Linked DNA regions of Homo sapiens: region 2 is linked to region 1. The links are chromatin loops, found by intact Hi-C in ENCODE. Cell type or tissue: breast epithelium. All regions are shown on one strand. Links, peaks and the distances in the headings refer to the core of each region. The heading gives the core; the rest is flanking DNA. Region 1 overlaps LINC01681 (long intergenic non-protein coding RNA 1681). Region 2 overlaps NTMT2 (N-terminal Xaa-Pro-Lys N-methyltransferase 2).

Region 1 (15,515 bases), core at 4,895-12,894:
TATCTACAGAAAGGATTGGCTTAAGTAAAGCTATTATGATGGTATTAAATGCTAACTTCAAATTAGAGACCAACTCCAAAACAGAAAAAGAAAATGTTTTTAAGCAGTACCCTTTATATAATCTGGTATCGGTTTTGAGGAATAACAGAGTACATTCTGAGAAAAAAAAATTGGAAACACCTAAAGGGTAAGGAAATCATGAACCAGAAGTATGGATTTCTGCATTACAAATTGTATCAGATTCTTTTTTTGGATAATAGTTAATAACACTCGTGAGAAAAAAGTAGAGTAGATGTTATTTATTAGAGTTTTTATAGACTATCTGGTTTAGAAATTGCAAAATTATATTTTTAATTTATTTTGAGTGTTAGTTCCAATTGGCAGAGACTAAAATATGTTGCAAAGACTGCTTGTAGAAGAACCAAGAAAGGAAGAATTCAAGGTGTTAGAGTTTAAGAAGCAATATGTTTTACATCTCTTTCTTATAAACATTTTCATTGCTTCTCTGAAAGAAAAATAAATTGGAACATTAATGAAATTGGCATTTAAGTCCTTAGTTTGAGAATGTTAGTGAACACTAAAAAATTGGCAGAATTGAGAGATGAAATTATTTCTCTTCTTTCTCTGGATTTTAGGAGAGATCAGAAGGAGAAAAATTATTTATTCATTTATTCACTCAAACATTTCTTTCTCCATGGTCACATTGGTGCCATAATAAATGCAACACAAAGATGTAAAAAGAAAATAGCTATTCTTTATTATTTAAATTATCCTCATCTTAATTTTCTTATCTGTAAAATGGAGATTATAACCACTAATTCTGAGAGTTATTGTGAGCATTAAATGTGATGACCTATGTAAAACAGCACAATGCTTAGTGTACAGGAATGGTGTTAATAACAAACCTTATTGAGCACTTACTATGTGCTAGGTACTCTGTTAAATTTTTTGTATACATTTATTCATCTGATGCTCGTAACAACCTTATGGTGGATGGAATCATCTTAATCCCATTTTATGGTTGAAGAAACTGTTGTTTAGAGAGTTTAAGTAACTCGTCCAAGTTTGTAAGTAGTTTGGCTGAGGTTCAAACTTAGAGAGTTTGACTCCATTGCTTGTACCTGGGAGCTATTATGGTTATTACTTTAACTACTAGGCTAAGCTGAAATTGCAGCAATAGGAATTTAAATTCAGACATAACGTTCTTAACTATAGAGATTATGGGAAAAATGGAATGGAAGTTTTTAAAGTATGAAAATCCTGAGAGACTTTTAAGCACATCCCAGACATCAGTTGGGGTCCTACTATCCCTTGGAGACTTAGGTCAATTTGGTTTAAAATTTCAGTTTGGTACCAATACAAGTTTAGAGCTACTTCTACAATTTCTGTGAATTCTCAGTGGCGTCCTTCTTCAAGTTTTCTTTGTCTTAGATTCATCCTGCATCATCCAGACACAATTTCTACTTTCCCCAAGTATGTCATTAGTTTAGTGTTTTTACTGAAGATCTGAGAGGTTATGGGAGAAGTAACATCACACACAATATTGCTAACTTCCTGGCCTTATCTCCATTCTTCCTCATTTTACACAAGAGGAAATATGCTTGATAAACATGCTGATTTCAACCACCTTGTAACCGGGACCCCAGGCAGGATTCTTCCTATTGGCAGATAGGCTGATCATGCCACTGCAGGTGAGGAGACAAACCTCTTTTTCATCCATCTAGGTATTCTTCTTAAGCCTTGAATTTTCTTTCCATTAACAAAAGAAAAATAAAACCAGAATCATCAAAGCTAATGTAAGTCAATCCTCCAAGTAAAGTCCTCTTGAGAGGCCAAGAGGTCAAAACTAGAAACAGTAAGATTACATTAAAAGTTAGAAATGTTAGCCAGGCCTGGTAGCGAACCTGTAATCCCAGCTACTCTGGAGGCTGAGGCGGAGAATTGCTTGGACCCGGGAGGTGGAGGTTGCAGTGAGCCAAGATCGCGACACTGCACTCCAGCCTGGGCAACAAGAGGAAGACTCCATCTCAAAAAAAAAAAAAAAAAAAAAAGACAGAAATGTTTGTAAAGCATTCATTTGTATGGACCACAGTGAGGAGATTCTTTGCCACCTGATTTCCAGTTGGGTTGGGCCAAAGGGAAGCCCTGGCAGGAGATTGGAAAGAAGGAAGAGAACGGGGTCAGGTTGTTTATTTACTTCAGTCTCCTTTTTGGACACTAAGTGATCATTAACCTGAGGCCAGAAGGCCAGTCAGTCAACTCCAGGGAGAAAATTGGCAGAAGAGAGAACTTTGCAATGCTTTATGCTCCTGTGGATATATAAGCACATGTCAGTATAGCCAACTAAATATATAGCTTCCCTTAGTCTTGACACATGCAAAACTTTTTTTTTAATTCATGTTGAAAGGAATGTTAGAATGTTTCTTCTAACATTGTTAGAAGAATGTTAGAAACTAGTTTCTTCCTTACAAGGGAATTATCTTTATAATAGGCCCTCTTGCCTGCAGGCGATCTGTATGCAAGCAGATTGGTACAGAGAGATCTGTGTTCCAATTCAGGCTTGGTATCTACTAATTTAATGAAAGGAAGGTTTACAATAGTCAAATCATGTATTTACCAGTGCAATTCATCATTTAACATATAATTACTGAGTATATAGTTGTATCAGGCCCTGTGCTAGGCACTGAGAAAACAGCAGTGAACGACAAGCTCCCTACTTTCAGGGTGCTTACATTTCAGTGGCAACAAAAAAATCTGTAATATTCTAAGAGAAAAATAAGGCAGGGCAAGAGAACAAAGCATTATAGGGGAGGGGCTCCGAGATAAGGTGACATGTGAACAGAGATCTAAATAGAATAAGGGAGGGAGCCATGTGGAAATTTAGGGGAAGAGTGTCTTAGGCAGAGGGAACCGCCAGTTCAAAGGCTTTGAGACTGGAGTGTGCTTGGTGTGTTTCAGGAACAGAGCAGAAGCCAGAATGGTGGCTGGAGCTGACTGAGGCAGAAATGGGTAAAAGATGAGATCAGAGAAGTAACCTTTCCTTTCTAGCAAATTCACCTAATTTTCCTTTCTCTACTGGACTGTTGTGAAGTCTTAAAGTTTGAGGGCAGTGTTTATAAAAAGTGACTAATGGAATATTCCTCGTGTGAGAAGTCCTGATGGTTCTGACATGGGGTAGGGTTCACACCTTGTTTCCACATTTCTCTAGATTCCTTTCCCATCCTAGTAATAGGCCCAGCAAAAATTCATATTGTTCAAAAAGACTGAGAAATACTTTATTTTTAAGTCATAGCCTGATTTCTAATCAAGTGAATTTTTTTTGGCATGATTAGAAGTGAATTTCTTTAGCTCCAAATTAGTTTCCAGCCTTTATTTATTCCATTATGATTTATGTGGCCACGCATGCTTTCTGTAACCTTCCATTATTTCTTTGGATCCATGTTTTGGCCAGGGCAGTCAGTCCTACCCACCATAATATAAAGAACTCTTACAGATTTTTAAGGAAGTTTTTCACTTATAGAAAGTAATAAAAGTATTAATTTCCTTTTCAGATTATTTAAATGGCTCATAAAACAGCCTCATTTACTGAGCCTACATTTCCTTGTGTCCCAAATAACCAAGAGAGGGTGTATGGTCTAGGGCACTAAAGCATTTATGCACACTGGTGGTCTGAAAGGTTTAATGTCTCTTCCTGGAGTGATTAATTTAAAGCAGGGCAAGACTGGCTCAACATTATTATTTCATCTTAACTGCATCTGGAAATCCAGAGTGAGCCATTATTTAACTCTGTTGAAGAAAAAGAAATGCATGTTCATAATTCTTACCTATTATTAAAGCAATTCCTCCATTGTTCCTCATACCTAGGAGGCAAAGCTCATATCACCTTGAACAGGAGACAGGAAGTGGCAGAGTCATTTCTGTCTATTCATGAGGCAGGGACTTAGGGAGCAGAGTAATTGGAGTTTAGTTGAGGCATGAGGCTTCTATAATTTTATAAATTGAGCAAAAAGCTGATAATTTATTTCTAAAGAAAAAATAAATCCCAAGAATTAACAACTAAAAAAATTCGCCAATATTATAAACATCACAAAATGAAGAAAAATAGCATAATATTTTAAATTAATTAACTCTCTCACTTACCACTATGCATTCTTTTTACGTTTTTGACTGCATACTCTTTGATGAAACTTTCTTACTAATAAGATTCTGTAATATTTTATACAGAGAATATAAAGATATCTTAGTCTTTCCTTTAGCACAGTTGATTGAAATTTACTTTTTATTACTCATAGTTTAGATGACCAAAACTGTGGCTTACTATGGAGACTTATTTGCTGTTTTTCTCTACTGCTCCACGTTTGTGGTCTATCAAATAGGAATTTTGATAGTTCTAGTATTTCTTAGCAATGGTTTAGGTTCAGAAACACATGCTGAGAAAATGAGTTGTTGATTGTATGTATGGATAGAGAAAAACCTGGGATAGGAAAACCTGGGATAGTTCTTGATTGTATGTATGGATAGAGAAAAACCTGGGATAGGAAAACCTGGGATAGTTCTTGATTGTATGTATTGATAAAGCAAAACCTGGGTAGATTAGGGTACTGCGTTTTGGGGCATGCTGTACTTTCAGGAATCCTTCACTGTAGAGATTAATGTAGGTAAGCAGTACAGGGGAAAAAGTGCCCCTGACACACACACACACACACACACACACACACACACGTGCACACACAGCTGGGTCTGAGTCCTTTCCTTCCGTGAGTACCCTTTCAATGATATTCTGTATTTTTCCCCCTATTCAAGCCTGTCTGTGATGTATATTTTAACTTGATCTCATTTAGATAGGATGTTGGCACCCTGTGCTTATGTGTAGTATTTTGTTGGCTACTGGCACTTGGTTGAACATATGGCAAGTACAAGGTTAATCCACTCACTTGGAAATAGTAGCAACTCTTCTTGACATAACTGCATCCTATAGAGTCCATTTATATTTTGCTGCGATTTGAGAAATTTGGCTCTACTTATACCAGAAACAAAATAGGCCACTTCAAACTTTTTTTTCTTCAGCGAGAGCTTCCAATTAAAAGGAAGAAGGAAGAACAGGACATATTTTCTGTAAGAACAAAAAATGCCACATGGTGCTTACCCTACCTGGCTGATTTCTCTGTTAGGAATATAATCTTCACAAGGCAGAGAGTATTTTTCTTATCAGGTATCTTCTTTGTTGCTCTCATGCTCCTTAAGAGAATTTTTACAGACTTTTTTCTCCCTTCCACATTTTTAAGTTGACAACTAAAATATTTAACATAAGTTTATATAGTTTCAAAGGATATAATTTCCTGAACATTTAAATGGAAATTTTTAAAGTAAAACTGTCACCTCACTTTTAAATGAGCACTTTTTACAGGAATTTTATATCTGCTATCATCTATTTTAAAGGCATACAAATATCTTCTTTAAAAATTAGATATTTTTTCTGAATGGGCAAAAACTGGAAGCATTCCCTTTGAAAACTGGCTCAAGACAGGGATGCCCTGTCTCACCACTCCTATTCAACATACTGTTGGAAGTTCTGGCCAGGGCAATTAGGCAGGGGAAGGAAATAAAGGGTATTCAATTAGGAAAAGAGGAAGTCAAATTGTCCCTGTTTGCAGACGACATGATCGTATATCTAGAAAACCCCATTGTCTCAGCCCAAAATCTCCTTAAGCTGATAAGCAACTTCAGCAAAGTCTCAGGATACAAAATCAATGTACAAAAATCACAAGCATTCTTATACACCAATAACATACAAACAGAGAGCCAAATCATGAGTGAACTCCCATTCACAATTGCTTCAAAGAGAATAAAATACCTGGGAATCCACCTTACAAGGGACGTGAAGGACCTCTTCAAGGAGAACTACAAACCACTGCTCAATGAAATTAAAGAGGATACAAACAAATGGAAGAACATTCCATGCTCATGGGTAGGAAGAATCAATATCATGAAAATGGCCATACTGCCCAAGGTAATTTATAGATTCAATGCCATCCCCATCAAGCTACCAATGACTTTCTTCACAGAGTTGGAAAAAACTACTTTAAAGTTCATATGGAACAAAAAAAGAGCCCGCATCACCAAGTTAATCCTAAGCCAAAAGAACAAAGCTGGAGGCATCACACTACCTGACTTCAAACTATACTACAAGGCTACAGTAACCAAAACAGCATGATACTGGTACCAAAACAGAGATATAGATCAGTGGAACAGAACAGAGCCCTCAGAAATAATGCCGCATATCTACAACTATCTGATCTTTGACAAACCTGACAAAAACAAGCAATGGGGAAAGGATTCCCTATGTAATAAATGGTGCTGGGAAAACTGGCTAGCCATATGTAGAAAGCTGAAACTGGATCCCTTCCTTACACCTTATACAAAAATTAATTCAAGATGGATTAAAGACTTAAAGCTTAGACCTAAAACCATAAAAACCCTAGAAGAAAACCTAGGCATTACCATTCAGGACATAGGCATGGGCAAGGACTTCATGTCTAAAACACCAAAAGCAATGGCAACAAAAGCCAAAATTGACAAATGGGATCTAATTAAACTAAAGAGCTTCTGCACAGCAAAAGAAACTACCATCAGAGTGAACAGGCAACCCACAAAATGGGAGAAAATTTTCGCAACCTACTCATCTGAAAAAGGGCTAATATCCAGAATCTACAATGAACTCAAACAAATTTACAAGAAAAAAACAAACAACCCCATCAAAAAGTGGGCAAAGGACATGAACAGACACTTCTGAAAAGAAGACATTTATGCAGCCAAAAAACACATGAAAAAATGCTCACCATCACTGGCCATCAGAGAAATGCAAATCAAAACCACAATGAGATATCATCTCACACCAGTTAGAATGGCGATCATTAAAAAGTCAGGAAACAACAGGTGCTGGAGAGGATGTGGAGAAATAGGAACACTTTGACACTGTTGGTGGGACTCTAAATTAGTTCAACCATTGTGGAAGTCAGTGTGGCGATTCCTCAGGGATCTAGAACTAGAAATACCATTTGACCCAGCCATCCCATTACTGGGTATATACCCAAAGGACTATAAATCATGCTGCTATAAAGACACATGCACACGTATGTTTATTGCGGCATTATTCACAATAGCAAAGACTTGGAACCAACCCAAATGTCCAACAATGATAGACTGGATAAGAAAATGTGGCACATATACACCATGGAATACTATGCAGCCATAAAAAATGATGAGTTCATGTCCTTTGTAGGGACATGGATGAAACTGGAAATCATCATTCTCAGTAAACTATCGCAAGAACAAAAAACCAAACACCGCATATTCTCACTCATAGGCGGGAATTGAACAATGAGAACACATGGACACAGGAAGGGGAACATCACACTCTGGGGACTGTTGTGGGGTGGGGGAAGGGGGGAGGGATAGCATTGGGAGATATACCTAATGCTAGATGAGGAGTTAGTGGGTGCAGCGCACCAGCATATCACATGTATACACAGGTAACTAACCTGCACAATGTGCACATGTACCCTAAAACTTAAAGTATAATAATAAAAAAATTAGACATTTTTGTAATTCTTTTTTCTCTTTGATATTTTATTTCCATTCCACTTCCTCTTAGACTTTTACACCAATGCAATATAATTTTAAAAGTGAATATCTGTTATTGGTTACCCTTTTATATGCCTATACAACAAAAATTTTAAAATTTCCATTCTGTGTTTTTTTCACTACCTCCATAGTCAGAACTTTATGTCTAAATTTAGATTCCTTTTGCTACATTTTTAGCTCTGCCTACTAGTTGCAATAAAAATTTTCTATGGTCCTAGAGTTTGAAGACCTATAATTTTCTTCTGTATTATCATAACAGTTATTTTTCATATGGAAGTGATCAAAAATACACACAAATTATAATTTTTAAATATCAAAAATAATATTGTATTGGAGATGCTTTTCTTAGCATGATCGGTGGTCAGGTTTTATGGTGCTTTGATTAAATGAGGTGACACAAATATTTCAAATTATTCCTTTGTTTGACATCCCAGAGATTATTACATCGCAAGACAATGCATCGCTCCAGCAAGGATAACAAAGCGAATGGGAAGGAAAGGGTTATGAAGAGTTCATGGAAGGCACCTTAGGCAGACTACTTTTAGGAAAGAGTGGATGTGGAAGCTAAGTATCTGGAAATTGATTTCCTTAGAACAGTTTGTGTTTGCATGTCTTCTGAAAGGTTTTATGTACTCCCAAGAGTAAGTATACCTGTTTGAAGAAGCTGCTCAATATAGTTCTTAAAATAGTCTACAAACATGTTACCCCAGCATAGTAAGAAATAGGAGTACAGCCAGAAATGAGAGTGGGAATGATTAGAGAGACCTCTTTGAGGCCTTGGTCGTGGGCAGGAGCACAGTGGGCCGGGCTCTTTCTAGATGTGCTTTAATCATCAGGAATTCTGATACAATTATATTTTGACTATGATATATAAGCTTCATTTGATTACTGTTGCCAAATATTTTTTGCTCTTCACGAAGTAAACCTCTTTTTAAAACTTTTTAACTGGCAAATAATAATTGCATCTATTTAGGGAGTACATTGTGATGTTTTGATACATGATTACATTGTGGAATGATTTAATCAATCTACTTAAATTTAGTGAAAATAACTTAAGCTATTAATCTCAGCCTTGGTGGCTTCTCCTAATTTATGCTTACACAAGAGGCTATCTTCATTGTGAAATGTCACAGACTCTCACAAGCAAGAGAAGAAAATGTAGAGAAGCCCCTCAAATAAAATGCATTAGGTTAATTCATACCGACAAATGTGACACACTTAAAATTGTTCCTAACATCAGTTCATGATTTATTTCAAAAGTTCTTAATATTCAAAAATGCTCAATAATTTAAAGTATTTCAATGTATATAGCAAATAAACCCTGCTATTAAAACAAAAGAATCAGGTTCATTTCAGAAGAGTGAAAACTAGCAAGATCTTACTGTAAATCAACTGTTTGTTTTCAATTATTTGGCATGAGATCTTACATATTTTTAACCCATGTTTTAATTCTCGTAGATACCCTGTTGCAAAAGTTCTGAAACATTGTGAGAAAAAGTGTTTTTGTAGCACTTTGGCAATGGGAGCCTCACTTCACTCTGTTATGTAATGTCCCATCCAGTTTTTAGTTAAACCTGGAAACACCTTTGTCCTTAGGTGAAGCAGCAAGTCTTGCTTAAGCAAAGCTGGTGAAATCAGAGCCTGGTCCAAGGCTCAGAAGCGTTTGCGGGGAAAAGCAAACACTTTTTGTGGGAGAAGGAAACAAAGGAGAAGAGAGGAGGAGGAAGAAATTGAAAAAGAAGGGGAAGAGAAGAGGAAAAGAAAAAGAGACGTTGAGAGAAAGAAAAACAGAGAGCTGTGTGTGATTGGATGCCATGACTCCTCAGTCTTAGTGCTAATGCCGTTGTTACCTAACTCTATTTAGGGAACTTTCCAGAACAAAGCGAAGCTTTGTGGGCCTGGCTTTCAGAACTTATGCAACAATTGTTTTGGGAGCAGACTGAAAATTTTACAAGAGAACTGAGTTTTCAAGAGACTGACGGTGTGACCAAAAGATCAAAGGTTTGGTGCAGTGGGACTAAGTTTCAGGCAGCCTTTCAAATTGTGAAGACTTTCCTCCCTGTTATGGCAGTTAAGACATGTGAAAATGGTAGTTCGAGACACTTATAAGCAACTTTCTTCTTAGTTCACAATGTTCCATGAATGTCAGTGCCCTCCAAACTCACGAGAACAAAGCAGGCAACCAGGATGATTACTCCCAAATCATTGATAAAAGGAGAGAGAAGTACAGAGATACACAGTGATTTGTGTGGGTTGCCAAAAAGTTGCACGGTCAGTTTGACAACTGTTATTGCCTTCAGGTTGACAAATTGCAAAAGCAGCATTGCTGTGTATGGGTGGGGAGGGAGGAGGAATTGCATGAGTAAGAATGAGATGAGCAATAGTTAGGTGGGGTGGAAATGAAATCTCAACAGTTATTGGGGATTCTGATGTATTTATCAAACCAAAAGACGATCTAAAAGCCATACAATCAGACTTAGATTAGGGCAGTCTGTGATAAGCAAAAGTTAATATAGTGTGTTGTTTTTGAAAATATGGCATGATAATTAATAGCAACTCTTTTTGTATACTTGCTTGGTTAACAGGAGGAAACACAGATAAATTAAATACTGGTTAGCAATCTTTAATAACCAGGAGATGCTTAACATTTATTTAGAAATCTGCAACATTTTATAAATCATTGTTTTGGCTTCTGGGACAAACTCAGAATCTGGAACCCACGGAAACCCTTCAGTTACACAAAGGCTTTCCAGTTCATTGCTACTGCACTGAAGAACAGTCTTCACAACTATACCTGGAACTTACTAGGCCAAGAAGGCAAGGCGTTGGTATGTGTTTTTATTGTAGTTAAACTTATCTGGATTTAAAAGGCATTAACTATCTTCTGATTTCTTCCTTTTTCTTCAATTGTACAAGAGTGTTTCAATTGAATATTGCAACTGAAGACATTCACTCTGCGTTGATCACCTATGGAGTGATCAAATTTCAACCCTTTGAAGTTTCCTAAATGTAAGCCTTCTTCTTAAATATCCTTAAAGCAGCATTTTTAAGCCTGTAAAGATCCATGAGCCCAAGAATCCCTGCCTGAAGTGCTTTTGGCTTCAGTCATCCAGTTTCAGTCTTCCCATTGTTCAGTTACCCAGATAACAGTTAACCAGATCCTGGTTTTCTCTCATGCCTTGTGGCTAAAGTCATGTTTACCCCAATTGATAAAAATGAAAATGAAAATTATTTATGCAGAAATTCATTCTGGTACTACAACTCTCCTTTCCGTCACAATTTTAGAAGCTTAACCATGATATGCAAAGTGCATTCTGAGGATGACTAACTAGTCATAGTTGAAGGGTTTGGATAACAAAATAGCAGAATAGGACAGGGCCAGGTAATAGTCCTCATCTAAATTTGACTCCAAGGAGCACCAGCACTATTATCAACTCCCACTGCAGTTAAATTAAGATGCTTTTTCCAGAAGGAGTGAACATTCAGACGTAGTAAATTTACAGGGGCAGCTTCCAAAAGTGACGTGTTTCTCCTGGATTATTCCACTCAGAATTCTAGTTAGGAACAACACTGATTAACCCCAGAACACAGTTTCTTGGAGAATCTTCTATTAACCTGACTAGTTTCATGAACTTAGAGAAAACTTAGAGAAGCTTATAATTAATTATGGCCAATTATGCAAAGCTAAACCTCTGACAAGCTGTATCTATAAAAAGATATGAGACTGACTTTATTTTTTCTTTTCTGAAAGGAAAGAGGCACTCTGAATTCAAAGGCTGTTTGAATGAACTGACTGCTTCAGCACTGTCTTGTAGATATAGTCCATTCAAATAAAAGACAAATATCTGACTGAATTTTGTTAGCACGTTAAGACATGTATTATAAAAAGGTTTAAGAAGAAAATAATGGCCACAATTCTTCAGAAAACATGTGAACTAATGTGACAAAACACTGTGGTGTTGCAAACTCAAGGTAAAATGAAGTGAATGAGAAAACAAATTTCCCCACAGTTAAGTTGTATCACAATGTTTATTTATCTTTAATTCACCCATCTTTATCCCATTTCTACCAGTGCTGCTCTGGCCAAGTCACCTCGCTGAAATCTCCACTTCCACTTGTGCAACCTACCAAGCCACTCTCTACACAGCTGCCAGAGTGATTACAAAAACAACGCGGGATTATGCTACCCCTGCTTATCTAAAATTTGTCAAAATGCCCGTTACACTTTGAATAAAATACAGATTCCTCTCAGATCTCATTTCTTATCATGTCTTTCTCAATCATTATGTTCCAGCCTCACTGACCTTCTTTCTGTTCCTGTAAAATATTCCTGCCTCAAGGGCGCAGGCCTACGACCTGCAGTTCTCTTTTTCCCACATGTGACCAGGCTCTCTCTTAGCCATCAGGTCTCAAATAAGCTCTTTCCGTTCTGTCTAGGCATCTTATCAAAATCAACCTGTGTATTATTATTCATTTATCACATAATCTTGTTTTATTTTCCTCATAGCACTCTCACTTTCTGAAATTATCTTTGTTTATATGTTTAATGCCCTTCTTTTCCACTAGAATGGAAACTCAAAGATCAAGAAACTTATCTGGCCTTTTCACTGTTGAATTGCCAAAATTTTGAACAGTGCCTAACATACAGTAAAGGCTCAATAAATAAATAAATAAATGTTCAGCTCTCTTGGCTGTCTCTGCAGTGATCAAGAATATTTTGATGTCTCTCAAAAGAACTATATGCTTATAGTAGCCTCTGTAGTTCTTGGGTTTGAGTTGTGGAATTACGTGTAGGTGAAACAAAATTATAATGAAAACCTTCGTTTTTAAACCCTTTTGGGCAGAGTCTCATAGAATCTCATTTTATAGACAAGTAGGGTCAGGGATTTGGGAAATGGGGAATTAAATTAGTATTTTTGAATGCTTATGTTTTAGACACTGTGATAGGCATTTGATATATGTAAAGGCAATGTGCAGTCTTCTAAATTGAATTCCATATGACTTAGACTGTTTAGGGGGATGGGCTTGTGATCAAGACTGTATGAAGTCAGGGATAGCTAGATAGAATTAGGGATAGCAAAGGGACAGATGCTAAGATTATGGACAGTATGATATTGTAGGATATTGTAGAAAAAGTGTGAGCTTCAAATCAGGTCTGAGCTCAAATCCTAATCTGCCACTTTTACTAGTTGTGTGACCTTGTGTAAGGTACTTACAATTTTAGTGTGGCTCATTTTTCTTATTTATAAGGAATAGAGAACAAACAGCATTTACAAATGATTAATTCACAGTGTTGTGAAGATTTAGTGACATAATATTTTAATATGTAAAATAACTAGGCCTATTGCCTTTCACATAATAGATGCTTAATAACTGGCAAGTTATTATGACATACATTATTAGTTACCTACCCAATAACTATACTTCCTTTTCTCTTGACAATGGAGCCCTAATTTTGTTCAGAGTAGTAATATCTAGTCCAAATGATGGGTCATGTTTGATGTAAGACAATCATAAGCAACCTGTTTCCCACTTTCGCAGCTTCCTTTGCAACTATAGGTGGTCATGTGATCCAATTCCGGATGACAAAACTAATGGGAAATCCACTGTGTGTGTGTGTGGGGAGGGGGGGGGCGGTATGTTCATGTGTGTGCATGCACCTAAGTGAGGGGAGGAGCGTCTGGAGAAGTTTTTCTTTTGTTAAAAAGCAAAATATTTTAATAATAAAATTTAGCACTTGAGCTACATTTATTTTTGAATGGTTTTTAAATTAATATTATTATTTTGAGACTGGGTTTTCTTCTGTCACCCATCTGCAGTGCAGAGGCATGATCACAGTTCACTGCAGCCTCCACCTTCCTGGCTGAGGTTCCCACCTCAGCCTCCCAAGTAGCTGGGACTATAGGCATGCACCACCATGCCTGGCTAATTTTTCTGTTTTTTGTAGAGATGGGGTCTCACTATGTTGACCAGGCTGGTCTTGAACTCCTGGGCTCAAGCAATCCTCCCTCCTTGGCCTCCCAGCGTTGGGATTACAGGCATGAGACACCACACCCAGAAAATCATTATTATTTTTAACTGACTAGTAATAATTGTACATATTTAGAAGCACAGAGTGATATTTTGATACATGTATACAATATGTAATGAACAAATCAGGGTAATTAGCATATCTATCATCTCAAATATTTATCATTTTTGTTTTGTATTGGGAACATTCAAGATCTCTTTTAGCTATTTGAAAATATACAATAAATATATTGTATACAGGGCTATAGAACACTAGAACTTGTTCCTCCCATCTAGCTGTAATTTTGTATCCATTAACTATCCTCTCCCTGTCCTCCACTCCCCACTACCTTGCCAGTCTTTTAGTAACCATAATTCTACTCTTCTATGAGCTTAAGGTTTTTAGTTCCCACATATGAGTGAGAACATGTGGTATATCTCTTTCTGTATGTGACTTATTTCACTTAACATAATGTCTGGGCTTATCCATGTTGCCACAAATGACAGGATTTCATTTTTTTTTTTGGTGGCTGAATAGTATTCCATTTTGTATATACCACATTTCTGTATCCATTTATCTGTTGATGGATGCGTGTTGATTCCATACTTTGGCTGTTGTGAACAGTGCTGCCATAAACACAAGGTATCTCTTTAATGTATTAATTTCTTTTCCTTTGGATAAATACCAGTAGTGGGATTGCTGGATCATACGGTAGCTCTGTCTTTAGTTTTTTGAGGAACCGCCATACTGTTTTCCATAATGGCTATACTAATTTACATTCTCACCAACAATGAATGAGCATTCTCCTTTCTTCCCATCCTTGCCAGCAAGACTGTTTGTCTTTTTAATAATAGGTATTCTGACTTCTAGGGAAGCTTTTGTATTTCTGATATTAAGACAGAAATTGGTGGTCCTGTTTATTATCCCTTTCCTGCTGACGTGAATGTGGAAGCAATGGTTTGTGATCAAGGAGTTATCTTGCAACCTTGAGAGAAAGCTTTGCAGTTTTTGAGCCACTGAAGCAATGCCAGGAGAAGCCATTTATTTGCAGACATCCCATGTTTACTTAAGCTGTTAGGTTGCTGTTAAACTGTTACGTTGCTGACTACTGAAAGCATTTCTAACTGATGTAGGTGTGTGTTTATTAGTTTGAATGTGTGTGTGCTCACATGTATGTAGGTGGGTAGAGAATTTAAATATAGTGGCAGTGAGATATACATTACTTGCACCAAAATTACCTGGAGTTGCCGTTTATTTAAGGTCACTTCACACATGACAGAGGTTAAGGATCTGGATTTTGAATTTCATGAATGAAATCTGATGCTCGGGATACCAGTGCCTCCAACATACTTGCTATACTTTATTGTGGAAAAGAATAGCATGTGTATTTATCGAAAGCGAAGTTTAAAAAGAAATTTGCTTTTCATTTTTGATGTTAATCTCATTTTATTTCCTTTTATAAAAACAAAATATATTCTGTGCATATTTTTGGACATTGAGTGAAAAGCAAACAATATATTTAAAAAGCCACGTTAAAAAATCTTGTTTTAGATTTTTACAATTTAAAGTGTATATGAGAAAATGGCTTAAAATAAAACATACTTCAATTAAAATGTTTTACTCTGTCATGTACTATATAAAACATATTATGGTGTATAAAACATATTCTTAGAAGCTGGAATTCTAAAATAATACTATAATCAAATAGTTTTCAAAAGTTTATATGGAACTACAAAAGACCCTGAATAGAAAAGCAATTTTGAGCAAAAAGAACAAACCTGGAGGCATCACATGTCCTGACTCTAGAATATACTACCAAGCCATAGTAACCAAAACAGCAAGATTCTGGCATAAAAACAGA
Region 2 (15,515 bases), core at 3,014-11,013, 76 kb before region 1:
GTGCATTGCCTCAAGGTAAACTGACTTATTTGCTTCTTAGAGTCAGAAGTTGAGACCTTAAGCCACAAAATTCTTTTGCTACCTGCAAAAGAGTTTCTCAAGGAGGCATTTGAAAATTCTGAGTTTTATCCAGATAATTCATGCCATGTGACATTTCTTTCCTGCTCATTTTTTTGCTAACCCAAATAAAAAGTATCCTTCATGGTTAAGGTCTTATGGAGTCTTCTTGCTGCTACTTGCAGGCATCTGCTGCATGCCCAGCGCATTTTTTTGTACTATTCTTTGGACATGCAGCCATATGACTTAACTCCTCCATGCTAGAGTGTAATCTCCATGAGAGAGATTGAGCTTTATGTTTATTTCCTGAATGTTGTACTGGGGCTTAATAACTGAATCATGAATGAACTGTCTTTTGATGTAAATTCTCTTGGATATTAACCTTTCCTAGAAATTTCATCTTTATTCTCCTTCAGAGTAAACAAACTTGTACTCTATTTTTCTTTTCACCACAAGTAAACAGTGGAAGGTCCTTGGGAATTCAACTAATAATGTAGATCAATAAATAAATATTACATTAAATAAAAAACAAATAGTGTCTAGTTTTTGTCTTGAACTACCCCAAGTTTCACAGAGACATTGCAATTCTTTAATTTGCCAGTATATATATTTCTATAGTAAAAAGCCATGTGCTGGTGACTGGTTTACTTATCTGAGTCAATATGCACAATTGCAGAAGCTTTCAGGAGGGGAGAACCTGGGGCCGAACATGACACCTCATATATCTTTTTTTTTTTTAGTGAAATGCTGCTGTCAATTAGGTGAAAATGAGAACTCAAGCCTATAACCATAAAAGCCCACCTATTGAGTCTGACGCCTGCTGAGATTGGCATTCACTTGTGGTCTAAATGTTGCTGGCATAATGGACCATTCCTATTTCTAGATTAAGGGTTTTAATAGACTGCACAAACCAGTTGACTTAAGCAGGTGATGATGAGTGTGGCTGCTTTGCTGCTTTGGTTGGATCAAGAGAGCCCTGGGCTATGGCTTGCCAATAATCCCAGAGTAGCATCCAACCCTGGGCAGCCTGTGAGCTGTGAGTTCCTAGCCTGATTTTCTGAGACATCGAAAGAATTTGGAACAGTCATATTATTGGTGATGGCTGGTTTCTGTCATCCCTGTTGAATTTATAAGCACTTATTAAGTCACTTGCTGCGTATACCCTTTACCAAGTGCTAGGGAAGGGAGATTGGTGTTGATCCATGGTTCTCAATGTTTTTGAACATAAGGACCATCCTTTTAATGTTGTATTTTCTCAATCAGTAGCTAATTTGTATGTAAAATAGCAAAAAAGCTTCTATGTATTTATTTAAACTTTTAAAAGATTTATATTTTTAAAATAACAATCTATGTATAATAGTTAACATGTATGGAGGATATAAATAATATTGGTGGCCTCCAGAAAATGATGTGCTACATAGAAACTGATTCTTGTTCTCATTATCCCTTTCAGCAAATTCATGGTGATTCAGGGTACAAACACTGGCTCCAATGTCTCCAAGTTGGAAAATGCTGATGTAACTCCATAGATGGAACATAGTCATAGTAATACAAGTTGTATTTTTTGGATTTTTAACTCTCAGAATCAAAATTTGGAATTATGTAATTGTTCATTTCTGAATACTATCCAATGTCTCAGTCTTGGGGTTATCTGAAGAAAAATGCTCTTAGTTAAAGTGAAATAGGTATTTTTCTCTTTGATTTCTTCTGCTCAAATTTATGTCATATTTTGGCTTGCTTCATGCCCTGATCATAACATTTTTGAATCACTGTATATTTTTCTTGGAGCTTTCAATTATGTTTTATTTTTGGTGGTTTAGATTAAAAGTATGTCCTCCTTAGAATATTTCTAATATCTCCTTGCTTCTTGACTACTCTATTGCCTTGGATCTAGCTTATTCTACTTAAAGATATTATTTTTGAAGTCTATGTTTTGTCTTGTAATATAAACTGATTTCTTTCCAGATCTGATACATATCTGTCATTTTGGGATTTCTTTTCATTGGATTCCTGGTTAATTACGTCATCTTTCATCGTGCATCTTCTCTTGATTGTAACCCTCATTGGGCTGGAATATAGCTTCAAGAAACTTCTGAAGAATGAATCTATAGGAGGTAAATATTCTATAATAATTTGACTGGATATGAAGTTTAGTTTCCAAAAATTTGATCTCAGAATATTGGTGGCACTGTGCCATTGTTTTCTAGTGTTTCTGATGAGATCTGTGATAGAAGCCTGATTCTAGTCTTTTGAACATAGAGTTGCCAAATAAAATATATGATGCCAGCTAAGTTTAATTTTAACATAATTGACAAATAATTTTTAGTGTAAGTATTTACCCTGGAATGTGCAATATTTCAGGCATACTCATACCAATAAATTATTCATTATTTGTCTGAAGTTCAAATATGTGTGTTGTGTATTTTTTTTCCCTAAATCTGGCAATCCTATTTGAAGGTCAACCACTCTTCCTTCTCTAAATGACTTTTAGATCTTCTTACTACTCTTTCTGTTTTGAAATTTCTTACAGATGTGCTCAAATGTGGCTTTAAAAAAAAATCTATGCATCTCAGCACTGTTAGATCTTACAGTCTCTTTCAGCTCCAGGGAATTTTCTTCTATTACTTTCTTTAATAATTTTCTTCCCTTCATTTTATTAGTTTTCTAGAATTCTAATTAGCTTGATCTTGGGCCTTCTGAATTGCTTATATAAGTCTAGTCTTCTTATTTCTGTTTTGCATATCTATCTTTTTGTTTTATGTCCTGGAAATTTACTCAACTTTGTATCTTAAAGATTTGGTCATCAAAACTTTAATTTATAAGAATTCTTTATTGTTCTTTTAATTATAATTTTCTTGGAATCTTATCTTTAATTTATGGATGTGCCTGTTCTCATATCTCTTCAAAGATTTATGAGTTTTTCGTTTGTTTTGGCTTAAATTCTCATCCATTTCCTGAATTATTTTTGTTTTCTTTGAGGTCAGTTCTGATTATTTATCTCAGTCTTTGTTTTTCAGGCTTCTTATGTGTTTGGAGATCATTTATCCACATTTAGGAATAAAAAACAAGGTAAATAATTCTAGGCAATAGATAAGGTTTCCTTTGTTTTGTACTTGTCCCCTAAATAGAAAGGAAGACAAGAAGCCCTACATGTGCAGGTAGATTTTACCAGATTCTGATGAGTGGGAGTAAGTGACAGTACTTGGAGTCTTATATATGTGAAAATGAGTAGTGTTCTAACATTTTAATGCTAACTGGTCTAGCTCTTCCTAGGCAATTTGTCTATTTATTCTTTTTTAAGACAACAGACACATTTTCCCTTTCTAGGATTACAGCTGTGCTGTCTGCTGCTTTTAGGAGGGTGCACTTGCCCTCTTACCTGGTTGTTCTCTGGACAGAGTTTTGATTTATGCTCTGGTTTTTTTTTTTTTTTTTTTTTTTTGGTTTCCATTCTCATTCGTACATTTGCCTTCCTGCTGATTCTAAGTCTGGAATGTAATTTACTCTTGCAAATATTTTGGCCTGCAAATTCTTTAGCTTTGTTCCGTCTGCTTTTTGTTGTCCAGAAATTTATTGGAATCATGAATCTGTCAGTGATACCCTCTCATTTTCCTCACTATTATGGGTTTAGTGTTTTAAGATAATTCTCAGGGAATATTGGGAGGGAGAGAAGACAAATGCATGTACTCAGCCTACAATCTTGAACCAGAAGTTCCATCCTTTAATCTACTGTCTATCATTTTATCATGAATGTCTTATGATGAAAATATTTTATATCTGCATGGGTGAATTTTAGCTGCAAAACACACTTACGTGTACTCTCATTTATTCCTCAGAAGTTGGAACACATATTTTTCTTATACATTTTTGAAAATAATGAAATGACAAAGTATATGTGAATGTGCCTGGCACACTACCTAGGACAGAATGGCTGCACAATAAATATTATGTTTCCTTTATTATTTTATTTTCACAATGTAGAGTTCAAGCACATTTCTGTAATATTGATATGAAGACATATTTGGATATGTGTTGCTTGAAAAAGATATAAAAACAGTTACCCCTACCTTGCGATTAGAAGTAATTTTTTCATTAAACTTTATTATAAGCTTAATGAGAAAATTCTCAGAAAACATTTGGAGTTCAGAGATAGAACTCACTGCAAAATTGATGACATTCTTTACATTATTGTAGCTAACACTGTTAAAAATTTTAATACAGTGATATAGCTATGGGTTTATTCAACTATAGAGTTATTAAGTCATGAAAATGCCACGATTATTATAATCCATAGATGCGATCTCTGAAGATCAGAGGAGTTAAGATGTTTTCCCAGCATTACATAGTGCATAAGTCATGGAGCCAAAACTCAAACCCAAATCTTTTGACTTCAAACCAGTGCTCTTTTTGCCACAGCACAGATTCACAGGCTTTTAAAAGGAAATGCAATGCATAAAGCTGAGATTTTTTTATCTTATAAATATTAATACCTATTAATAATGTTTCATTTGCAGTGAAATTGTACGCTTTAACAAGCCAAGTCATCAATGGTGAGATGCAGTTCTATGCCAGAGCTAAACTTTTCTACCAAGAAGTACCAGCCACAGAAGAGGGTATGATGGGAAATTTCATTGAACTGTCCAGCCCAGACATCCAGGCCTCTCAGAAATTTCTTAGGAAATTTGTTGGGGTGAGTTATTCAACTGCAGCTTGATGAGAAGGCAAAGTCCTTGCAAACATTGAGCTCGCATGCCTCTGTGTTGTTATTTAAGTCACGACTAAGCCATATGACCCAGCCAAGAGTTCTGCCGCCTGCAAGCCGGTTTTAAGATGTTCAGAAAGGATGAACCATTTTTGATATGATAAATATAATAACACTGTCTTACCCTCCCACTTGGCATTTCACTGTCCTATCACCAACTAATCTTACATGCTTCAGAGGAAGGTGAATTAGCAGTGTTGATATAAAATTTGGGAATAAAGAAGACATCTCTTTTAGAGTCTCATAAACGTTTCATACCCAAATGATTGATGACAGATCATGCCTTTTGGGATCTTGGGTTGACTTATTGATTCCCTGTAATAAAAATGAGATGTTGGCCTGGCTAACACAGTCAAACCCTGTCTCTACTAAAAATACAAAAAATTAGCTGGGCGTGGTGGCGGGCGCCTGTAGTCCCAGCTACTTGGGAGGCTGAGGCAGGAGAATGGCGTGAACCTGGGAGGCAGAGCTTGCAGTGAGCCGAGATCACGCCACTGCACTCCAGCCTGGGTGACAGGTGAGACTCCGTCTAAAAAAAAAAAAAAAGTTAGAAGGAAATACATGATTATGTTCAGTTTAAAAACAATGAAGGTAGAATATTTTTATACTATTTTATACATAGTTTTGATTTTACCTTGAAAGAATGGTATCCTTTTGTAGTCCTGCATTGGGTCAACCCCTATTACTTCCTTACTGTCATGTCATATGAAGACAGACAGTATATTGTAGGGGTCAAAATTTTGGCCTTTATGTCTATCGTGGTTCTTCTGCTTAATGTATAAGCAACTTTGAGCTTGTTACTTAAATGCACCAAGTGTCAGTTTTCTCTCTTGTGACTAGGGCATGACAATAGAAGCTACTTCACAGGATAATGTGGAGATCTAATGAGATAATACATGTCAGGTACCTGCTTTAGTGCACAAAATTAGTACCCAATAAATCTAATTTATTGCTATTACTACTACTAACAGGCTTTCATATAATGTATTCATTGTATTTTAAGGAACTTCATTTAGTTGTTAGAAAAGACTTAATCCCCAAGAAAGGCTGGGTATGGTGGCTCATGCCTGTAATCCCAGCACTTTATGAGGCTGAGGTGGGTGAATCACGAGGTCAGAGTTTGAGACCAGCCTGGCCAATATGGTGAAACCCTGTCTCTACTAAAAATACAAAAATTAGCCGGGCGTGGTGTTGCGCGCCTGTAGTCCCAGCTACTGGGGAGGCTGAGGCAGAAGAATCGCTTGAACCCAGGAGGCGGAGATTGCAGTGAGCTGAGACCGTGCCAGTGCATTCCAGCCTGGGTGGCACAGCGAGACTCCATCTCAAACAAACGAACACACAAACAAACAAACAAAGCAAAGCAAAGCAACAACAGAAAAGACTTAAACCCCAAGATAAAGCTGCTGTTAGTTCTATTAAAGATGAAAAGTTCTAATTGGTAACAGGTTTTGTTCCAATACATTACAAAGTCATTGGTTTGAGATTTGGTGCCCATTTTATTCTGATAAAGGAAACATAAACATTAGGCCGTGGGGTTAGGCCATCAACCGATTTAGTAGCAAAACATTAATATCTCTAGTATTGAGGTGAGGTTCACTTCAAATCCAATCTTCCTGGAGCACCCAGTGTGTGAGTCCAGAGAGTGACAGTAGATAAAAATGTGATCAGGATGATGTATTTACTGGGGCCAAAGTGTCTGGACATCAGCTTCAGCCATAAAGGACTAGAGAGTCTAGGAATGAAGACTGTGGATATTTATAGGTTAGGTTAACTTGGAGTATTTCTAAATCAGTGCTGCTGACTGGTTTCACTGAATGCTGGTTCTGAGAGAGTCAATCTGCTAAGCGCTTTAGAAGCGTTGTCTCATTTACTCTTCATGCCAATTCTTGGAGGTAAGTGCTATTATTAGCTCTGTTTCTATAGTTGTGGAAACTGAGGCTTGAAGAGGTTAAATAAGTTGTCAAGATTACACAGCTGGTAAGAGACAGAACAGTGAATTAAGCCCAGCCAGGTCTGCCTGACACCAAACTCTCTGCTCTTAACCATGACATATTTTTTCCATTTGTCTCATGAAACTGAAAAAATCCCTGCTTTATTTATTTATTTATTTATTTATTTATTTATTTACTTTTTTGGTGGACCATAGACCTCGACTCTCCTCCAGTCTGGCTGAAAGCAATCCCTCCTGCTTGCCTCGTGGTGAGGCCGACTTTGATCCCAAAGTATTTCAGAAGCTTAGTTAGTAATCCAGCTGTCTTGTCACTCCGTGTGGAATGCCAAGCTGACCACAGGGATGCTGGTCAGACAGAGCCCATAAGCACGCCCACAGACCTGGGAAAGGAAACAGCCTTGCGCTAGCATATTTATGTTGGAAAAGAGGCAGCCTGCTCCTTTGAAACAAATATAAGGAGTCCTTCTTAGTACACAAGGCTCATTGTAAAGCTGTGACTTCTAAGTACAAATGCAGTCCTTTTTAAGGACTGATATTTTGGTACTTTGACCTTCATACTGTAATCTACTAGATTAGTATTCAGGTCAAGATACAAAGAGTTAGGGAATACGAGTATCTGACATGACTTATTCTTGTGTCAACTGCGAAAAGAAGATTGTTTAATTTAAAGTTTTGTTTTCCTTTCAACACTTAATGACATGAGACAGTGGGAAAAGGTGTTTAAACTAGTTGCAAATGTATTTACTTTAGCAAATAAACAAATGATACCAAGATGATGTCAATGCCATAGTTGATAACTTTCCTGTTTTAGCTTTCTAGTGGGAGAAAGTAGTAATTCATAAAAACCCCTCAGTATTTTTTTGACAGTATTTATTTTTTGACATTTCTCAAAGATTGGATAGCTAAAAAATCTGGGTCTACTAACTTGTTATATTTTATAGTTTTTACACAGTGACATGAGGTCCTTTCATTTTAGTTTTTTAACTCCACTGGATAAACCTAAAATAATGTTCTTCAAAACAAAATACATAGGCAGAATCAAAACTAAACTGAAATTCCTAATAGTGTTTTACTAGTTTATATGGATTCATAAGTATAAACATGGCATAATAAATGAAAATCAAAATAACCAAATGGGTTCACACCTGTAATCCCATCACTTTGGGACGCTGAGGCGGGTGGCTCACCTGAGGTCAGGAGTTCCAGACCAGGCTGGCCAACATGGTAAAACCCCATTTCTACTAAAAATACAAAAATCAGTGGTGTGTGATAGTGCACACCTGTAATCTGAGCTACTCGGGATGCTGAGGCAGGAGAATCACTTGAACCCGGGAGGTGGAGGTTGCAGTGAGCTGAGATCGTGCCACTGCACTCCAGGCTGGGTGACAGAATGAGACTCTATCTCAAAAAAAAAAAAAAAAAAAAAAGACCGTCTTGTTTTGAAATCACACATCGCATGTAGTTCTAGTCATATTCATTCAAGGGCATCAGATTTTAATAAAATCACAGTTTCAGGCAGCCATGGTGTCCAATAAAGTTCATGGTGCTTTATTGTTCCAGGATTCTACTTCTGAAACCACTTACTACACTAATGAGAGCAGCATGACCAATAGAGGCTTTTAAGGCCAAGTAATAAAAAGAAAAATTTGAAATGAGACGCTCTTATTGAGCATACACATTTTAGTAGTCATTTCTAATAATGACATAATTTCTCCATATACTGCTCATCTTTTTGTTATGAATTTACTTAGAAGATGCTTCTTTCACAGCATTCATGCCTAGGCCTTTTTCTGAATTAGTTTAGTCTAAATTATATTTGAATGTGACATGTGGCATAGTGTAAGTAAAAATGGCAAACACATGGCAGTATATTACCACTTCCCCTTCTCATGCTTGAGGCAGACATCACTAATCAATCATAGATCTCTTTTCTGCTGAGTCTAAATGAAGCCTTATAATTCTTTTTAACATAGCATTAGACAGATATTACCAAGGGAATCAGAGGTGACATCCCTAATGGAGAACTGGCTTTGGATTCAGACCGTTCCTGTTCAAATTCTAATTCTGCCATTAGCTATGAAATATTAGAAATCTGAGTTTTCTCATCTCCAAAATGAGGATAATAATCTATATTGTGGAGTTTTCTTATTATAATTACTATAGCTAAGAGCTTGCTGTGTATAAATAATAATTGTGGCTATTATTATTCCATTTGGAAAGAAGTTACAATTCCTTCACTTTTTGTTCTTCATTGTACTTTTCTAGCATAACGAAGGCCATTTGGGTGGACTGGAAAGCTGCTTTTCTGATGTTTCCCTCTGTTTGTATTTTACCTTTGATCCTTAGCCAATTTTTTTTTTATTCTTAGTTCCTGAGAAATCAAGAGTAGGCTTTTCCCTTAAGATCTTGATTGGCAACTTCAAGTATCTTGTTACTGTAATTTCTAGCACAAAACCGCTTCAGCAGCCATCCCAATTATGACCAAATAATTTAGACCATCTGAATCTTCATAAATCAGAAAAGTTTTTTAAATTTTATGGAAGCAAGTTTGAGAAAGTTTGCGTAGGCTGATTTCTCCCTACCTCCACCACCTTGCCATCCCCTCACTCCCAGTTAATTTAATGCACAGACCTACTTAAAAAAACAGTTTTAGAGTTTTATGCCCAATAAATCATGTAGTTTCTGGTACCAAAAAAACCCAGAAAACAATGTTTAGCATTAAAAGACACAAGGAAACTTTGCCAAAACTACCCTTTATCCATGTGAACTTGCTGTGTGCCATCAGGGCTGTATTTGAAATAAAATTCTGGCCTGAGAATGGAACAGTTAGCATTGTTCACCTCAGGTTCCCAAACTTACCATCCACCTAAGAGGAGTAGATAATTCAGAGCCTTCAAAATTTGCCTAGAAAAGATAAAATTCAAGTATTCCAAACTGAAATGTTTCCATTGAATGAATCTTTAATTTTAAAACTCAGAAAGGTTCTCACTGTTTGGTTCTTTTTTGCTTTTCTGTAGTGTAATAATCTGTAGGCAACAATCTGTAGTGTAGAACCATTTACCTGTGGATTTGTCTCAAATTTAGTCATTAAAGTTTTATCTTCATAGGGCTAGCAATGGCTCATTTTTTTTTTTTTTGGAGAAAATTACCAAGTGTTTAAACCTAAGATATTATTTTTTTAAATCTCATTTATAATTCTTTTTTTGGATAAATAAAGAAAGCAGGACTAGAAATGTTTAGCTGTTTTTTGAAAAGATAATTGTATATCTTGATTGTGGTAGTAGGTGCATGGCTATTCACATTTGTCCAAAATCATCAAATTGTACACAAGAAATGGTACATTTCATTTCATAAAATTTACCTAATAAAGTTGATTTAAAGAGGTAACTAGGGTGTGCAATTTTCTTTCTTTTTTTTTTTTTTCTTTTTTTTTTTTTTTTTGAGACGGAGTCTCGCTCTGTGGCCCAGGCGGGAGTGCAGTGGCGCAATCTCGGCTCACTGCAAGCTCCGCTTCCAGGGTTCACGCCATTCTCCTGCCTCAGCCTCCCGAGTAGCTGGGACTACAGGCGCCCACCATCACGCCCGGCTAATTTTTTTTGTATTTTTAGTAGAGACGGGGTTTCACCGTGTTAGCCAGGATGGTCTCGATCTCTTGACCTCGTGATCCGCCCGCCTCGGCCTCCCAAAGTGCTGGGATTACAAGCGTGAGCCACCGCGCCCGGCCTGGGTGTGCAATTTTCAAGGATGGGTCTCTGTACTTGAAATATCAAGGTGCCTTTCTGCAGGGGCCTGGGAGAGCTGGAACAGACTGCGCCTTGGACTGCGGCTCCGGGATAGGAAGGGTCAGCAAACACGTCTTATTGCCTGTTTTCAACAGTGTGGAGCTGGTGGATATGATGGAATCCTTTCTCCTTGAAGCCCAGAACTACCTGCAGGTCAAAGGTGACAAAGTAGAAAGCTACCACTGCTACAGCCTGCAGGAATTCACACCCCCCTTCAGGAGATATGATGTCATCTGGATTCAGTGGGTCTCTGGTTAGTCCTGCATGACTTTCCCTCTGCTTTTCTCCCCTTCTCAGCCAGAGAAGACAGTCCTTGGGGCTAATGAGGGCACCAGGGAAGAGTTAGCTGTAGTACTTCAAGCAGTTAGCTAGCCTTAGGTGTCATGTGAACTCCCACAAAACTCTGATCCTCCAGATTTCTCCCTTGACATTTTCTGTACAATAAATTTACATTTCTTGGAGGATTTACGTTGGTTCTCGAACCAACTTAAATGGAGCAAGTGCCTTTGGACCAACCTAAATCCTCGAAGAAATGTAAATACTTGAAAAAATTTCAAAAGTGCAGTCAAAAAGGTTAATCCCCATTTATTGGCAGAACTAGACATTCTTAGATTTAAATCCCCAGGAAATGAGACAGCAGTGAATTTGATTTTGGGGTGTGTGTGTGAGACACAAAGAAGTGGTAATAGAGGGGGTTCTCCAGGGGACATGGAGGGACTTGTGGGGTAGACAATAACTTATCTCATGCCTATGAGGTCGACAGGCTAGGTAGGATAATACATTTTATAGACGGGGACAGAGGCTTCTCTAAGAGGATATGTGTCCTCTTATCTAAATTTTCAAAGCCTCCTGTAACTAAATGAGGCTATTAAATCATGAATGAGTGAACAAATGGTCTCCTGATTCTTAGCCATGTTCTTCCCTACTCACCTTCCATCCTCCCCACCATTTCTTCCTGTTCCCCCATCCACTTGGTCTCCCTTGTAGGGCACCTGACTGATAAGGACCTTCTTGCATTTCTTTCCCGGTGCCGAGATGGCCTGAAAGAAAATGGCATCATCATATTGAAGGACAATGTGGCCCGGGAGGGCTGTATCCTTGATCTCTCTGACAGCAGTGTGACTCGGGACATGGACATCCTCCGGAGCCTAATAAGGAAGAGTGGGCTGGTGGTGCTGGGCCAGGAGAAGCAGGATGGCTTCCCAGAGCAGTGCATCCCCGTGTGGATGTTCGCACTGCACAGCGACAGACACTCCTGAAAAAGCAGTGGGAATGAACGACTGGACTGGGCAGTGGTGCTTTGGGATGGGGTTGCTATCCTTCCAGGTGCCCCTTGTAATGCAGATAGGGATGGCAAGAAAAGGGATACAACATATGTCTGCAAATTATTTGTGATATAATATGTACATGTTTTCAGTGATTATATAATGCACACACTCTGATGAGACATGCACAAATTCTGTGGATTTTCTGAAAAAAAAATGGAGTGAAATATCAGGAAACGTGCTTTAAATCCGTTTGTATGTATCTAAACTGTGCAAGCGTGCATGAAAACAGAAGGCATAAAGGACAGCTGGCCTGCATCAGTATTTGTAAAAATTGTCTTTCACAACATCCTAGACAAAAATGGTGGTTTTTTTTTTGTTTTTCCATCACAAGATGAAATCAGCATTCTGTGCATCAAGGAAAACAAATAATTTAGCTTTGGGGGTTGTTCAGATAAAGCATTTGTCTACTCAAACAAAAAAAAAAAAAAGAAAAAGAAACAATGCCCACATATTCCAAACTGTCTTGTTCCCTGATAATTAGTATTATAGAGTATTCTGGTGGGGGTGGGGGTAGGAGAAAATCTACACTCCTTTCCCCGCCTTCATGTCAGCTACATTATACTTCCTCTTTGGTACTACTACTTCTCTTGAACAAACATCTCCCTCTAATTAAGAAGACACTAGTCAAAATAATCTTGTGAAAACAAGTCCATTATTTAATTTTCTCTTTAGCCTTTCTCTTGGCAGAAAAGGTATTTGGTTTCACTTTCTATTTTGGGTCAGTTTTACTACCCAATGATGTAATATGGATGTAATTTGATAACAGAAGTCTGCATTACAGTGATGGGAAGTATCTCCTTTCAGGAGAAAATGTTGTGCCCTGAAATTTCAACCTTTAACATATAAGTAAATGTCATTGATAATCTAATTTTAGTCTTTGCTTTTCAACATGGCTTGGTTCATTGCAGCTGCTCCTGGGGTCTTGATTGATATGAATGTATATTGGAAAGAGAAGCAGCAAAAGAAATGGACAAGGAAATGATAACCCTGAAAATTGACTAGCTGGACATTGGTTTAATTAAAAATAATCTAAAATCATTCAAAAAATGTAATTCAATTTTTATTAGCAGAATGCTAAATATAACTGCTGTTGTCTTTAAAACACTTCAACATCCTTCACAGGGAAGCACATTTGTGCTTGATATGTATTGAGTCTTCCATGAAATGCAAATAATCAATTTAAGTAAAGAAGACAGACTACATGGATATGCTATCATCATAAAATAGTATTTTCAGGTCACAGCTCTCATTTCAGAGGAAAACAATTTTGATAAAACATTTAATACATTGTTGTAGCTTTACCTTGGTAGTTTCATTTAGCGTGCTGGAAAATTATTTCACCTATTCTGCTCTTGGCATCTTACAGCTGTTGTATGTTACTCGCCATGCTCTAGGGTAGCGTGCCACTCAGAATCCGTGACAAGCAAGCCAGGGACCAGAGCTAAATCAAATGGTAAACCATTACCAAACAGTCTAAGTGCAGCAAAACAATGGTACTTATGTTTTAGGCCTTTGTAATTCTTAGAGCAAATTAGCAGAATCTTCTTTTTAGGCTCATCCTGGGAATTTTCTGTTTCTTTCACCAGTATCCTTAATTCTCTTAACCCTTGACTTTCTGCTTTGCCAATATTCACAAGCTGATTGACACAGTTGTCAATATTCTCTGCTATGGGCTTCTGAGCTTATGGAGGGAATGACATAATTTTCCTGTAGATACTGATATATGATTTTCAACTCAGCTGGGTCATTGAGGTTGATCATCATTCCCCTTTCTCATCCTAAATCACATATTATTCTCCTTAGAAATTTTTCAGATTTTTATTGCTCTATACAATTTCCCAATTCCATATCTATGCTTAACTTAACTGAGAAAGTAGACATTGGGAGTAAATAGTATCATCACCCCCTCTCCCCTGACCTGGCTTTATATTGTTAATAACGGGTACAAGGCAAAGGGTGGCTTGAGAGAAGTTGGAGCCAGATCCTGCACACTATAGGTCATGTTAAGGTTTGGACATGTTACTCAAAGAACAAGTGGAAGTTCTTGAAGGGTGCAAGTAAAGGACTGATTTTTCTGCCTTTGGGAGTAGAGTCGTAGAAACTGTGGAAAGAAGACATTTAGAGTGAGACCTACTCCAGTCCTCTTTAATCTAATTGAGTAAGCCAAACACACTGCTCATGTTTATCAACACATCTGAAAGCTAGTGATGCAAATGACAACCTATATTATTTCCCAAATACTGGTCCATAGTCCAGCTGCCTCAGAATCACTTGGAGGTGACTTATAAATAGAGATTCTCAAACTTGATCCCCGTGATATATGGTTCTGTTAAGTTGGTCACTGAATCTGATCACTAGTTTTGTTTGAGGACACTGATGGGAAAGAGGTGTGGAGCTGGGCTCCTCAGAACCACAGAAAGTAAGGCAAGGGAAGCAAAAGTACGGGCCAGGTTCAAGGGAAATCGCTGGATGATGAAATCCATTCTCCACATTGATGCCAGTCCTTCTAAAATATGAATCTGACTGTCTCATGTATAAACTTCCTTTTTCAAAACTTTTATTTTAGGTTTGGGGGTACACGTGAAGGTTTGTTACATAGGTAAACACATGTCACAGGGGTTTGTTGTACATATTGTTTCATCACTCAGGTATTAAGCCCAGTACCCAACAGTTACTTTTTCTGCTCCTCTCCGTCTTCCACCCTTGCTGCTCAAGTAGACCCCAGTGACTGTCGTTTCCTTCTTTGTGTTCATAAATTTTTATCATTTAGCTCCTACTTACAAGTGAGAACATGCAGTATTTGGTTTTCTGTTCCTGAGTTAGTTTGGTAAGGATAATAGCCTCCAACTCCATCTGTGTTCCTGGAAAATACATGATCTCATTCTTTTTTATGGCTGCATAGTATTCCACGGTGTATATGTACCACATTTTCTTTATTCAATCTGTCATTGATGGACATTTATGCTGATTCTACGTCTTTGCTATTGTGAATAGTGCTGCAGTGAACATTTTCATGCATGTTTCTTTATGTGACAGTGATTTATATTTCTCTTGGTGTGTACCCAGTAATGGGATTGCTGGGTGGAATGGTAGTTCTGCTTTTAGCTCTTTGAGGAATCGTCATACTGCTTTCCACAATGGTTGAATTAATTTACACTCCCATTAACAGTGTATAAATGTTCCTTTTTCTTTGCAACCTCACCAGCATCTGTTATTTTCTGACTTTTTAGTAATAGCCATTTTGACTGGTGTGAGATGGTATCTCATTGTGGTTTTGATTTGCATTTCTCTAATAATCAGTGATATGGAGCTTTTTTTCATGTGGTTCTTGGCCACATGTATGTCTCCTTTGAGAAGTGCCTGTTCATATCCGTTTGCCCATTTTTTTAATGGGGTTGTTTTTCTCTTGCAAATTTAAGTTCCTTACAGATGCCAGATATCAGATGTTTATCAGATGCATAGTTTGTAAATATTTTCTCCCATTCCGTAGGTTGTCTGTTTACTCTGTTGATAGTTTCTTTTGCTGTACAGAAGCTCTTAAGTTTAATTAGATCCCACTTGTCAATTTTTGCTTTTGTTGTGATTGCTTTTGGTGTGCTTTTCATGAAATCTTTGCTTGTTTCTATGTCCAGAAT

Evidence for each region. Peaks named below come from ENCODE experiments on the same cell type or tissue, not always from the same donor. Only the 100,000 strongest peaks of a DNase experiment are listed, where the experiment ranks them.
Region 2: a loop joins it to region 1, with 25 times the contacts of the local background. A loop is called at or near these places in 2 of 110 quality-filtered maps.

Annotation. Positions count from the first base shown.
Region 1 is chr1:170,229,670-170,245,184 of GRCh38, forward strand. It overlaps LINC01681 (long intergenic non-protein coding RNA 1681), which reads left to right. Exons shown (of 5, transcript NR_146891.1): 3 at 10,561-10,653; 4 at 11,396-11,616; 5 at 11,717-11,901. Among named protein-coding and RNA genes, the nearest start is that of LINC01142, 47 kb to the right of the region's middle. In breast epithelium, for the core only: no CTCF peak of the experiment used is centred there; no DNase peak of the experiment used is centred there.
Region 2 is chr1:170,155,947-170,171,461 of GRCh38, forward strand. NTMT2 (N-terminal Xaa-Pro-Lys N-methyltransferase 2) reads left to right here. Exons shown (of 4, transcript NM_001136107.2): 2 at 4,572-4,747; 3 at 10,556-10,805; 4 at 11,540-12,920. The coding sequence ends at 11,811. Among named protein-coding and RNA genes, the nearest start is that of LINC01681, 11 kb to the right of the region's middle. In breast epithelium, for the core only: no CTCF peak of the experiment used is centred there; a DNase peak (open chromatin) is centred at 7,095; H3K27ac peaks cover 395 bases.